Linked DNA regions of Homo sapiens: region 2 is linked to region 1. The links are chromatin loops, found by intact Hi-C in ENCODE. Cell type or tissue: Caco-2. All regions are shown on one strand.

The links. Peaks named below come from ENCODE experiments on the same cell type or tissue, not always from the same donor. Only the 100,000 strongest peaks of a DNase experiment are listed, where the experiment ranks them.
Region 2: it touches region 1 in a loop (11-fold over the local background); 85 of 110 quality-filtered maps call a loop at or near these places.

What each region holds. Positions count from the first base shown.
Region 1 is chr3:23,996,699-24,000,698 of GRCh38, reverse strand. No RefSeq gene overlaps it. Among named protein-coding and RNA genes, the nearest start is that of NR1D2, 53 kb to the right of the region's middle. In Caco-2, a CTCF peak has its summit at 1,553; a DNase peak (open chromatin) is centred at 1,568.
Region 2 is chr3:24,682,226-24,686,225 of GRCh38, reverse strand. No RefSeq gene overlaps it. Among named protein-coding and RNA genes, the nearest start is that of THRB, 190 kb to the right of the region's middle. In Caco-2, a CTCF peak has its summit at 2,263 (motif pointing right); a DNase peak (open chromatin) is centred at 2,865.

The DNA of each region.
Region 1 (4,000 bases):
TTTTCAGCTTAGCCATTAGCTAGCTGTTTGCCTTTCAAAAGTTCCCAACCTCTTCAAGACTCAGTTTCTACATCTGTTGAGTGGGAGAACAAATCATACTTTGTACAGTCATGGGGAAGATTAAGTGAGAAGATTAAGAATGTAAAGAGCCATAGAAGCAAGTATATACCAGGTGTTCAACAAATATCTGCCCACTTGGTCCTCCTCTTCCTCCTCCTCCATTCATTAAATATCTGATTCTGACCATATATAACTGCAGGAGGATGAAAACCAAAGCCATAACCATAACCAAATCAAATAGAAAACTTTTTCTGCAAAAGTATGTCAGTGGTTCTCAAAATCAGATCCCTGGACCAAGAGCATTAGCATCACCCAGAATTTGTTAAAAATGTACATTTTATTACCTCACCCCAGACCCACTAAACCAGAAATTCTGAGAGTGGGACCCAGCAATCTATGTTTTAAGAAAGTTTGGCACCATTGATACACACCAATGTTTCCGAACCACTTGTATGATAGTTCTTTCATTGCATCAATTTAATTCATATATTACATAGACTGTGGCTAGGTCTAAACAATCAATCTAACAATTGCTCATTCTCTTTTGTTTTATAGAGTGCCTTCAGATTAACTTATTCTGATTAAATCTCTCTCCAGGAAAGAGTAAACCAAGTAAAATGGTGTTACATTAAAAACGTTACAGAAAAAAGACTAGCTAAGCTATTTATGTGATACAGAAAGATAAATGTAGAGAAGTTCTTCTTGAGAAAACTATTTTAATGGCCAAGTAGAGAGAGTGAAGCCTAAATTGGAAGCATTATCCCTAATCCCAATAGCAGGTTAGCACAAGTGACCCTTCAAAAATCCAACCATTTTCACAATAAATACTTTTTTCTTTTAATTTAGCTGTTTCTATTCCAATCCCTTTAACTAAAGTTTAATTACTAATTCAGCTGTCCTGTATTCCTGACCTGAAATTTTTGGAAACTATAAGGCAATTTTGATTTAGAAACCAGGCACTTGTCATTAGGTGCAAACGTTTACGTGCTGAAGACCTCAAACTATTGAAAGTTACAAAACAAGAACTGGGTGTGGGTTGGGCAGCTGAAACCAATTATGCAGATTTGGCATCTAAAGAAAATGGTACATCTGAATACTTAGAATGAGTCCCAATTATATTCCAGTTGTTTTCATTTTTTCCAATTGCTGCAACACTCCTCCACATCCCTCTCCCAGGGCGGTACTCCTCCATCCTTGCTTGCAGATGATTTCAATTGTTTTCCATTTTTTTAATCTTCTCTTTTATCTCAGATGCTTTTCCTTCCTTCCTCATTTCATCATTTTTTTAACAAGACAGTCATGCATCTGATGATTCTACAGATGCAGGGATTTTTCTTCCTGTCCTTGAAGTGACAGCTTGTCTTTCCCCTCAAGTGTCTTTGTCGCAATGCCTGATAAACTGTTTATTTTTCCTAACGGCTTTCCTTTTTAGCCTGAAAAACAAACATTAACCAAAAACCTCCTTGTTTCACTAAATTGTCACTTTCAATGCAATCCCTGGTGCTGGAGCGCCGCCTGCTGAGTAAATGAGAATTAGCAGGTCATAGTGCCTTTGGTTTAGCAGCAGAAAAAATAATGGGCCATTTTATCATCAACAGATTCTTCAGAAATGACTGACTGGTGTAACATTCTGGATATTGTTCCTTCCCCAACAATGCTGCTGAAGTCATTGTACATTATTTATAAGAACCCAAAGTATTTTTAAAACTGCTTATTTTAGGCTGGGCGCGGTGGCTCACGCCTATAATCCCAGCACTTTGGGAGGCCGAGGCGGGCGGATCATGAGGTCAGGAGATCGAGACCATCCTGGCTAACACGGTGAAACCCCGTCTCTACTAAAAATACAAAAATATTAGCCGGGCGTGGTGGCGGGCGCCTGTAGTCCCAGCTACTCGGGAGGCTGAGGCAGGAGAATGGCGTGAACCCGGGAGGCAGATTTTGCAGTGAGTGGAGATCAGGCCACTGCACTCCAGCCTGGGTGACAGAGCGAGACTCCATCTCAAAAAAAAAAAAAAAAACCTGCATACTTTAGCACCATCTACTAAAAACTCAGCAAAATGTCCTCCATAGAATAGGTGCTCAATAAAAACTTGTAGATAGCAGTTTATTAATATCATGTGAAAACATTTATCAAACTGTATTTCAGTTGTCTACTTCTCTTTCTCCCTAAAAAACCGTAGGGCTCCTTGAGGGGGAAAAAAACATACACGTTTTTTTAAAAAACCTATATATTGGCCGAGTGTGGTGGCTGACACCTGTAATCTCAGTACTTTGGGAGGCCAAGGCGGGCAGATCACTTGAGGTCAGGAGTTTGAAACCAGCCTGGCCAATATGGTGAAATCCCATCTCTACTAAAAATACAAAAATTAGCCGGGCGTTCTTGCAGGCGCCTGTAATCCCAGCTACTCAGGAGGCTGAAGCAGGAGAATCGCTTGAACCTGGGAGGCAGAGGTTGCAGTGAGCCAAGATTGCACCATAGAACCCCAGCCTGGGCTACAGAGAGAGACTCAGTCTTTAAAACAAAACAAAACAACAACAACAAAAAAGATATATTTCACTGTAGGTATTCAAAATACATTTGAAGAATACTGATTAAATAATTCTAAATATTTAATAGTCATCATCTCTAGCGCCCATTATGTGCTAAGAACTGTTCTAGCTATTCAACAAACATTTTCTCTAATCCTTAAAACCTGCCCGACAATTTTTGGAAAAAGCTCATCAGCTGTAACTTGACGTCCCAGCTGAACGCAAAACCCTCATTTCCAGGGCTTCTCTGTTACTCTGACACATTCTTTGCACCTGGTTTTTCAGAAGCTTACATTTTATTTTTTTTTTGTTTTTGTTTTTTGTTTTTGTTTGTTTGGTTGGTTTTTTTGTTTGTTTGTTTTTTTGAGACACAGTCTCACTCTGTTGCACAGGCTGGAGTGCAGTGACGCGATCTCGGCTCATTGCAAGCTCCACATCCTGGGTTCACAACATTCTCCTTCCTCAGCCTCCCAAGTAGCTGGGACTACAGGTGCCCGCCACCATGCTTGGGTAATTTTCTTGTATTTTTAGTAGAGAAGGGTTTCACCATGTTGTCCAGGCTGGTCTCGAACTCCTAACCTCAGGTTATCTGCCCACCTCGGCCTCCTAAAGTTCTGGGATTACAGGCCTGAGCCAGCGCATCCAGCCCGGAAACTTACATTTTCAACAGTAGCTTGAGACATTTTCCTGTCAGTGGTCCTTACACAAGGTGAGAAATCATGCACTGACAAAAATTACAAACCCAGGTGTAGTAGATGAAAGAAATGGCCGCCAATTCTTTCCCTCCTTGTACCTACACCCTAGTAATGTGACACTGTAACTCCTTCCATCAAGGAGTAAAGTGTTTTTCTCCCCTTCTTGAATCTGGACTGGCCTTGAGATTTTCTTGGGCCTATACCTCAAAAAACCTTGCATGCGTCTGTTCTCATGCATGGAACCCTGAGCTGCCATGAGAATGAGCTAGCATGGGAAAGAGTGAGTGATCACATGGAGAAAGACTGGCCATCTCAGCCGAACCCATGGTCAGTCAACCCAGCCAAACTATCAGCTGACTAGAGACACATGAGCAAGTGCATCCAAGACCATCCAAACTCAACCTGGACCAGAAGCTCTTCCCAGCTTATCCCAGCCCAAATTAAAGAACAACCTTCAGAATCGTTAGCTAAATAAATAGCTATAATGCCATATAAACCAGAAACATCACCTATTATATATTATAGCCTTAAACGGTTAACTTGAATCTAATCAAGACTCAGATCTAACTTCCAGTTCACAGGAAATGTAAGATAAAGGAACAAGCTAACTGATGTTTTGAGGTGAGGCAGGAATACATAAATACACACATAGACACACGCCACACACACACCAATTTACACTCTTACTTTAATGGGTTAAGTTAGCCAAAAGTAGT
Region 2 (4,000 bases), 690 kb before region 1:
GAGGAAAATTCATGTTGACTAGTGTTTGGCTGTCTTCCTAACCTGCTAATGCTGTTTATTACTGACCCAATTTATTAATCACAGCAAAATGTCCCCATTCAAGGGACTGCATGGGAAAACTGACCAATTTTTGAAGTATTATTCTAGAGTATTGACTTTATTTTCATGTAAATGATGAAATGTACATTGTTCATTATGCCTGGAATTTCTTTACAATTGTGCAGGGCAGTGCACTGCATATACAGGCCAGAAACCTGGGACTTCATCTCTTTTCCTAGCGCTTATCTTGGGTAAATCAAGACCTTTCTCTGTCCTTAACTGATTCTCATATAGTAGAAAGTTTTTCAGTGTTTTCTAGTTATACAAACATATTACAACAAGAAAACAGTAACCTGACTCTCAGGATAAAGAAACATCTTTAGGTTAAGATGCTAAAAACTTTGGAATAGGACATTACAAAAATACATTGTATATTAACACAAGGAGCACACTGGTAGCAATTAATTAATCCAATTTCAAGAAAGACTTCAGGATGCTTTGTTTTGTTTATCCCATACATAAGTATCATACAAATAGGACTGGGAAAGTGAGCTGGAAATTCACAATAGGTAAAAGTAGTACCTATAAGGTAAAACTAATAATTTGCAAGCATTTAGTATTTATTTGCTCTTTAATCAACAAATTATGTTGTTACCTTTTAGCAGACTAATCATTTTCAAGCATTTCAATGAATTTTTGACTAACAATTTGAATATTAAATTTTTTTTTCAACTAACACTTTTCAAACTAATTTTGAAGCATTTATTCATTGTATCCTTTAATCAACAAATCCTGTTCAGTCATCTTTTGTGTACTGGTTACCACTGTGTGTTGAGAATAAACACTAATTACATGTTGACTTTGGATAAATAAAAATATTCAGTTAACTCTTCCGAAGCCTGCATTTTATTTTTCTGTTCTCCATTTTTTAAACTGTTACTTTGACTTGAAGATGTGGCTATGATTATTTGGAGTCTCTTTCAGCCTTTTATTCATTATTTATAATTTTGTGTTTGATTTTTATATAACAGACTTTTTCTTCACAGATGGGTAGGTGCTATGGTTTGAATGTACCCACCCAAACTCATTTGTTGGAAACTTAATCTGCAATGCAGCAATGTTAAGAGGTGAGATCCTTAAGAGGGCAAAGCCCTTCTTAATGAAGTAATGCTGTTATGGTGGGAGTAGGTTAGCTACAGCGGGAGTGGTCTCCTGATAAAAGGACAAGTTTGGGCCTCTTCCCTCCTCTTGCATGGTCTGTTTCTCTTTCGCCTTCTGCCGTAGGATAACGCAGCATGAGAGCCCTCACAGGTGTGGGCTCCTTGACCTTGAACTTGCCAGCCTCCAGCATTGTCAGAAACCTCAGTTCTTTATAAATTACCCAGTCACAGGTACTCTGTTATAGCAGCAGAAAACACACTAAAACAGTAGAATTGACCTGGGTTCTACAGGAAAACATTTGCGAGACTGGAGATTAAAAAGAAAGTGAGATCATCCACCCAACCCCCCATCTCCCGTCAAAGTCAGATCCCTAAGGCAGAGGTCCCATAGATCAGGTTACAGAGAAGGTGGCAACTGAAGGAGTGGGCCAGTGCTTGCCAGGCTTACTTCTGTAGAGAAGCTATAGAGCTGGAGTTTTGTAGAAAATCACCATGACTAGTGGATGGGCAGAAAAGTTGAGGATCATCCTAGAAATGGATCTAAGAAATGATTGTTAGCAGTGATAATGAAACTGATTTCTATCAATTACAAGTGTAATGTGAGCAAATACTTGATGATACAAGAAAATCAGCAACAATAGCCACAGTCAAGTGGTCATTTCAAAAGGAAATTTTTTAAATAGCATTTTTTTCTTTCAATACCTGATACCACAGCAACCAATGATTCTAAGTAAATATCCAATTTAATAAAATTACATCTTGGTTTCCCATTAAATATAAAATGTAAATTAATATATATTCACGGTCATGTTTTTAACAATGTCACATACTACAAATTTTAGAAACAAACATTTAACAGAAATGAAATACTCTGGTATATAAAAAGAATCATAAACCTTTGTTTTGTCCTGAATATTAAATAAAAAATAACAAGTTTCCTAAGAATGTGATAATGATCTGAGCAGTAAAGACCTTGAAAGCTAAACAAATTTTGTAGAAATGACTATTGAGATCTGGCACAATTGAATGAAAATGTGGCTCAGAAGTACCACCAGATGGCAGGAGAGGAAAAAGAATTCCAAGCGCAACAAGATGCTCAGTTTGCGTGCCAGGGGGTGACATTTTTTAAAATAAATATTTGCCTGCTAAGCCGTCAGCTTAATATTTCCTCCTCTCCAGCTATTGTGAGGACATATAAAGTCTCTGAAATTAAGTCAGGATTTCAGGACATTTTGCAAAAACCTCTGTAGTGGAAACTTGATGCATCTCTTAACTGAAATTCAGCCATGGAAAATGCCGGTAGGCATCACACCTATGAGTCCCAGGGGCCTCCAGGATCGGCCTTGTAGTCTTGGTCCTGCCATTAACTGGGAGCAAGATTGGGAGCAAGTCACATGACCTAAGCTCTCTGGGTGGCAGATTCTTTTTTTTTTTTAATTGAGTACATCAACTACTGCATAATACTCAAGACCTTATAATTTTTTTTAAAAAAAGGGGCGTCCTCTGAATACTTTTCTAACTTTTTCTTCCTTTTAGGCAATATTTAACAAGATCTGTACTACTATCTAAGATTTCAGAGTTAATGGCCTTGATATAGAGCTGCCACATTGCCCAACTCCACGGTGCCATTGTCATACAATCTTTGCAAACACAGCAGCGGCCAGTTATGCCTTGAACCTCCTGAGTAGCTGCGTTCAGTGGCCCTGCGCTGTTGAACTGCAGGTCAAAGAGCTTAGTGATCTACAGATTCTCTGAAAGTATTTACAACAGCCCCAAATTGCAATTCCTTTATAATTTCCCTAGGCAACTTTTTTGAAAAGGCATGTGTGTGTCTGCGTATGTGTCTATGAGGAATGCATTACATTATGATATGATATGACTTGACTTTGACTCACAAAGTCAGAATTTCAAAGTTTGAATTCTTTCTTTATCCCTTACTTAGCTGTATGGCTTAAAGCAAATTACTTAAATCCTCTGTGCTTCAATTTTCTCATCTACAAAGTGGGGTTAACAATAATTTCTATTAAGTAAAATTATTGTGAACAGGGCAATAAAACTTTCATAATCACTTTGATAGTCTTACCTTACAAAATAGTAAGCACATTTTCAAAAGGACATATGTTCCTTATTAAATATAGGCAATTGTTTTTAAAATATTTGAGGATTTTATCATTTTGTTGTAAAATTGATTAATATTAATTTCAATTTTGCGGTTTTCCTTTCATATTTTTTTATCTTTTTTTTTTTTTTTGAGATGGAGTTTTGCTCTTTTTGCCCAGGCTGGAGTGCAACGGCGCAATCTTGGCTCACTGCAACTTTCATCTCCCGGGTTCAGGCCATTCCCCTACCTCAGCCTCCCAAGTAGCTGGGATTAGCATGCACCACCATGCCCGGCTAATTTTTTGTACATATATATATATATATTTTTTTTTAGTAGAGATGGGGTTTCACCATGTTGGTCAGCTGGTCTTGAAGTCCAGACCTCAGGTGATCCACCCACCTCGGTCTCCCAGAGTGCTGGGATTTACAGGCATGAGCCACCGCGCCTGGCCTCCTTTCATGTTTTCGCCAAGTCTCTCATACCTTGTTTTTGAGCCATAGACCATAGACACTGTGCCTGTAGCGGTAATAGATAATACATCTCTCACTGAAGTTTAAATGAGCTAATCCACATGAAGTGCTTCAAACTGTGCTGACCCATAAAAAGCTTTCAACGAATGTCAGCTGAGATTATTCATCATCTTGATTTCCTAACTCCTGAGGCTATCCTGAGACATAAGAAAAGACCAACAAGAACCAGA